2 separate regions of the Homo sapiens genome follow, and region 2 is linked to region 1. The links are chromatin loops, found by intact Hi-C in ENCODE. Cell type or tissue: heart right ventricle. All regions are shown on one strand. Links, peaks and the distances in the headings refer to the core of each region. The heading gives the core; the rest is flanking DNA.

What was found. Peaks named below come from ENCODE experiments on the same cell type or tissue, not always from the same donor. Only the 100,000 strongest peaks of a DNase experiment are listed, where the experiment ranks them.
Region 2: it touches region 1 in a loop (2.2-fold over the local background); 9 of 110 quality-filtered maps call a loop at or near these places.

Annotation. Positions count from the first base shown.
Region 1 is chr13:26,495,368-26,498,285 of GRCh38, forward strand. No RefSeq gene overlaps it. Among named protein-coding and RNA genes, the nearest start is that of WASF3, 61 kb to the right of the region's middle. RefSeq lists a silencer at 1,343-1,512. In heart right ventricle, for the core only: a CTCF peak has its summit at 1,416 (motif pointing left); a DNase peak (open chromatin) is centred at 1,434; H3K27ac peaks cover 318 bases.
Region 2 is chr13:26,375,733-26,378,650 of GRCh38, forward strand. The region is part of intron 4 of CDK8 (cyclin dependent kinase 8); the gene reads left to right. Among named protein-coding and RNA genes, the nearest start is that of CDK8, 120 kb to the left of the region's middle. In heart right ventricle, for the core only: a CTCF peak has its summit at 1,473 (motif pointing right); no DNase peak of the experiment used is centred there.

The DNA.
Region 1 (2,918 bases), core at 235-2,734:
TTCCTCACACATTTCACCTCTAGGGCACATTTCCCATGTTTTTTCCTGCAGGATAAACACAGTTTTACATGAAAATGGCATGAGCTACTTTAAGTCAAGGTTCAAAATCACGTCATGTGAAGCAGATTTGATCTGATGAATGGGAATCTAGGCACGTTCCCTGTTGATGTAGTTATGGTTTCCCGTCCTTACGGCCAATACACATCCTCTGAGACCAGTCTATTATTTATGTTTTGTTCATATAAACAACCCCCCAACTTTCCTGTGTTCTGCACTAAATTACTTATTTTTTAGTAGCCATGGGCCCTGGTAGGAAGCTAACAAAACCCTCAAGTCAGATAATTGAGGGAAGCTTAATGAAGGGGCTATGCACGAAGATCCAGGCAGGGTTGAGGAAAACCAACAGGGTGAGGATGAAGATGCCACAGCTCCGCAGCTCACCCGCCCTAGAAGGACCAGGACCAGGAGCAGAATCCAGAGCTTGGAGAGGACAGCTGGAGGCAAGGCTGTCTGCCCTGAGCCAGGACCTGAGCCTCCCCAGCAGGGAGTGGGCTGGAGAATCTGTATTCCAGCCTCACTTCCTTCCCACCTGCAGATGCTGGCAGGGCCTCCCAACATAAGTCACAGAGCAAGAGAGCCTGATCGTTCCCAGGACACAGAGCAAAGTGGAGGAAGCTGCAAGATGGATCTGGGAGAGTGAAGAGAAGATACCCTAGCACAATCCCCTACTCCTCCCCCAAAATGAAATTAAAACAATGAAAACAGAAGCAAATGGAAAAAGCAAAGCAATAAAATAAATGAAATTATATATGTGTGTGTATATATAAAATACATGTTTTTTAAAAAATCAAAACAAAAAACACCCATCAAGAGGTCACAAACTGGAGGCCGGGCACGGTGGCTCACGCCTGTAATCCCAGCACTTTGGGGGCTGAGATGGGCAGATCACCTGAGGTCAGGAGTTCGAGACCAGCCTGACCGACATGGTAAAACCCCATCTGTACTAAAAATACAGATATTAGCTAGGTGTGGTGGCAGGTGTCTGTAGTTCCAGCTACTTGAGAGGCTGAGGCACGAGAATCACTTGAACCTGGGAGGCAGCGGTTGCAGTGAGCTGAGATCATGCCAGCCCGGGTGACAGAGTGACTCTGTCTCAAAAAAAAAAAAAAAAAAAAAAAAAGAGAGAGAAAAGAAAAAAGAAAAGAAAAAAAAAAAGAGGTCACAAACTGGCCCTCGAGCAGAAAATAGCCCCAAGACAATTTGATTTGGCCTGGTACTTGTCTTACAGACATTTGAACATTTGAATTTATTGCCAATATATAAACTTGGGAGGTTTTACATAGAAATCTGGATTTCCTGTGTTTCTTGAACAATCCAAAGATTCAATGGCCCCATAGTGGGAGCTGAGGGCCTGCTGCCCTCTGGAGGGAAGACAGAGAGCTGCAGCCTCCAGGCACTGTGGCGCCCGCCCCCGCCCTCCCACCTCTACTTGACTGATGTCTGCAAACTGCTGGGCCTGGGTAGGCAACTTAGACTTACACCGATCCAGAGAGGCCCATGCAACTGAGTAGAAACAGTAATTCTAAGCTCTCTGGTCACCAAAGCAAAGAGGGAAAAGGATAGGGTTCTTTATATTATAAAAGTAAGAATACCAATTCATCAGAAGAGGAAAGTTTTAATAGTTTCAGTTCTGAAAAATACCCATAGCAGAAAGGCACATCAGCTCTTTTTCTCCTACAACTTTTGATGCTCACGAGAAGCTCAGCCCAAGGCGGAGAGGAAATGGCTGTAGCAATGAAGACTGCAGAGTTCCTGCTATCAGCTGCTGCTCAAAACCCCTCAGTGGCTCCCCATTGCCCCGGAGCAATGATTCTCAACAGGGGGCAACTTCATCACCCAGGGGACACTGGGCAATGACTGGAGACGTTTTTGATTGTCATGACTGGGAGGCGCCACTGGTATGTTGTAAGCCCAGCCAGCAATGCTGCAGAACATCGCACAATGTACAGGACAGCCTCCTGCCCTGCCTCACAACAAACAATTATCCAGCCCCAGATGTAAGTAGTGCCAAAGCCAAGAAACCCTGCTCTAGAATCAAGTCCAGAATCTTATCCAACTTCCAAGATCTCCATTGCCTGGCTCCTGCTCCTATCAACCATCTCCTCCTTCAACCAACCCTGCTCCCCGACTCACACTTGGTCATTGGTTGCCCACTCCTTTTGTGCCATGTCCTATGTTTGGCCTTTTGAGTATGCTGTTTCTTCCATCTGAGACACAAACTCGTTCACCTTCATCACCTAGGGGCAGTCTATGTCCCTCAGGGATCATCATCTATATCCCTTAGACATCACTCCACTTCCTTAAGGGAGCCTGTCTCTGAAACCCCCAGGACACCCTGCAGGATGGTAATGACCACACTTTAGTGTCATCTCTGGACTAAGTCTGCGAGGGCAGGGAGCGGGGCTGTCTTGACTACTGAATCCCCAGTACCTGCATAGAACATGCACCCGATCTGGCCACACACCCTCTAATCTCGGTCCTCTAATAGTCTTAAATAAATAAAATCCAACTTCTACCAGAAGCTTTAGTTTTGTCTCCAAGATAACCAGCATGAATCAAGCAGCTCTGGGGAGAAAGCGGATGAGTTTGAGAGCTGCACTAGCTCACTTCCCAGCAAGCGCTGGCTCTGGCAAGCCCTTGCAATTCTACCTCCCACAAGAAAACATTTGGTTTACAGGTTGGTCTGACTTGGCTTTGGAATACCAAGAACACAATCAGTATAAGTACCATCCAGTGTTAGTCAGCACGGATTCACAGAAGTTCTCATTCTACATATTTATTAAGAAATCCATCAACCCACACTTTTCTAGACAGAGCAATTTCAGACACTTCCTGTCTCCAAGAAGTCATTGCTAATA
Region 2 (2,918 bases), core at 225-2,724, 120 kb before region 1:
AGAACAGAATGAAGATGTCTGTAAACTGATAAAATATGATTTATAGGAGATACTATTACATTTAAAAAGTTTTTAAAAGTCCAGTTTTAGAACAATAAATCTGTTAGCATGATTTGATCTGATAATTCTACTTTTGAGATTTTATCCCAAGGAAATTATATGGTGCATGTATCAGGGCTTTGGGGGATGGGCGAGGAGCATAATTTTACACTGGCAATGGGAACATCGTTAGGGTTACTGCCAAAAAAGTAGGGGGTGGGAGTGGCATAACCAAGTGTCTGTTAATAGAAGAATACAGTATAGTTAGTAAAAGTAATACACAAACATCTAGATTTGTCAAGGAAGTAATACTTGGGAAGATAGTAGACAAAGCAAAGTTAGTTTTGTTATACCACCAAATCTATAAATTAACATCGTTTAGAATAATAATTGGAATTAGAGTGATTTTCAGATTTCAATGTAAGCTAGGTTCGCTTTTTTAATACATCAAGTTAAATTAATAATAATGAAAGAAAGGAACTATTTTGAAAGCTAAAAGTTTTCGATACTGTCTCTGTGCCTTGATACTTCTCCTTTAAGATGCATTTGGTCTCCTTGATGTTATTCAGCCTTCTAGTCTTCAGCTTAGTTATCTCTTCTTTCTTACTTGACTCATTAGAATTTGTTTAAACTGTTATAAAATTTTACAGCTTTTCAAAAATGCAATTAATCAGATTTGAAAAAAATCCATTTCCATCTATTAAAAAATATATACACATGTTAATATGTGTACACATTCTTTATTAGAAGTAAGTTGTATCTGTGCCCAGCAATTGAAAAGTGTGTTTTCTCTTGCCATGCAGTTTTTGTACTGTACATCCATGTTGCATTTTTAAGGAAGTAATATTGCCTGTGCTAGGCTCTGCTACAGGAAGTAAATGATCTTTGTGTCAGTGAAAATAGAAGGTTCTATCCCATATTGATCTCTTAGCACTTAAACTAGTGTGCTATGCCTCAGTTGCCTAAAATAGGCAGCTTAAGAATTTTGTAATTTAAAAACTCAAAACCCCATAGTATCTGCAGAAAAAAAAGAAAAAACCCTTGGGTTTTAAGGATACTAATTTAAAGCTAATCTGAACAATGTTTATTATTTTAAATATGTTTGATGATAGACCATTGACGAAAGACCATTTTAGTTTAACTTGGTATTAATAGAAATAGACGAAAGCAAAAGGTAGGGTTAGTAGAATGGATTAGAGAAAAATAAGAGGGAATTATAAAAAGAAAATGTCATCTTTTATTAGCACTATTACTCTTGTGAAGTTAGTCCTTGTTTTATAAAATATTTTGATTTGCATTGAAGATGACAGTCAAATAACTTTCATTCCCCCTGAAAGGGGACTTCTTAAGTAAGTCAGAAACTAGTTAATATCCCTATGATTTTTGAGTACTGCCAGTGTGTGGCACATTCTGAGTGCTCCCTTTATCCCCCAACAGGGGGTGCAGCCCCAGCTCTGTGGCTTTTGCATGCAGGATCTCAGTGAGTCCTGAAGGCACTCTGTTCCTCAGATGCCAGGCAGCCACATCTGTGAAGCTCTCCCATTCCTGAATTTATCTCACCCATTTAGCCTAGACTATGACCTCTTAGAGGGCAGGAACTGTTTGTTTGTGTCTCTGTTGATCCTCAGTGCCTCTTAATTCAGTGAACATAAGAATGAATGTATAGTACTTGAACTGTTTACTATAGAGAATGAAGTTAGGTGTTTATAAGTAACATACATGTTGTTTTTATCAGGAAACAGAATTGGTTAAGAATTCTATGCTTTTTTTTCAAATTTAAACAGAGGAAGGCAAGAAACAACTTTACTAGAAGTGGGTAATTTCTCCTTGAGCTTAAGGTGTTCAGCAGTACTAGTGGAGTAAACTTCAGTATTAGAGGTAAAAAATTCATACCCCTGAAAAAAAGAGGAAAAACTGTATTATAAAGATTTCATCACTGGATTTCCAGGTTTATCTCTATCACTTAACTCTTTAGAAGATTACAGTAAAACAGTTTGTAAAACTTACTGAGTATGTGTCTATTTAAGACTTTGCTGCCTGCTTTTGAATCTCATAGGACTTTTGAAATGTGAGATATGTGTCAGTCCCTTCAGTGTGTATTATACAAAATAATCATAGAGTAACTAGAAAGTTTACCACCAGGCTGTGTTATTTACACATTTGTGGAAGTTTAATTCTGGACAAATGACAGAGAAAAGCACTGACAATATAGTTTCTTATGGATCATTGTCTTCTTTTAATAGAGAGATCCATCAAGAATCAACTTTTCCTGTTGACTCAAAATCTCCAATTTGCCTTGATACATTAGTAAATATCTGAAGACTTCATTTCACCCCTGGAATAAAGTTATTGCCGTTAACTTGGCAGATGTGCCACCATTCTCCACTTCCTATGTCGGATAGCTCTGATAAATGCTGCATTTTCTTCATCAACCCAGTTCTTGTCTTTTTCAAGATAGAGCTTTTTGAATTCTTTATTTTTCCATCAGAGTTGGCTCCTAAAACGAAACCAATTTGCTATCCTTGGTGTATGCCAAAATCATTGGTGCACTCTCCTCCAGCATGACATGCTGGAGAACAGAAAGCTTCTGCCAGAATGGTTGTCTCTGCAATACAAACATCTGCTTTAGGAAATATCAATGAGTTTTTTGGGAGTGCAGCAGCAAAAAGAAGAAGAAAAGCCTGGGAGAAATAAAACAACAATTAGATAAGGGAACCCATTGCTTCAAACAGTAGTATCTCATAGATTTATATCATTTTTCAGATGGCAATCAAGGATGATCTATCATTATTTCTGTGCATGGCTTTGCTATACTTGAAGATGTTGCCATGATATTATAATTTAAGTCATGTAGGATTTCTGATCTCCATGGCAACAAA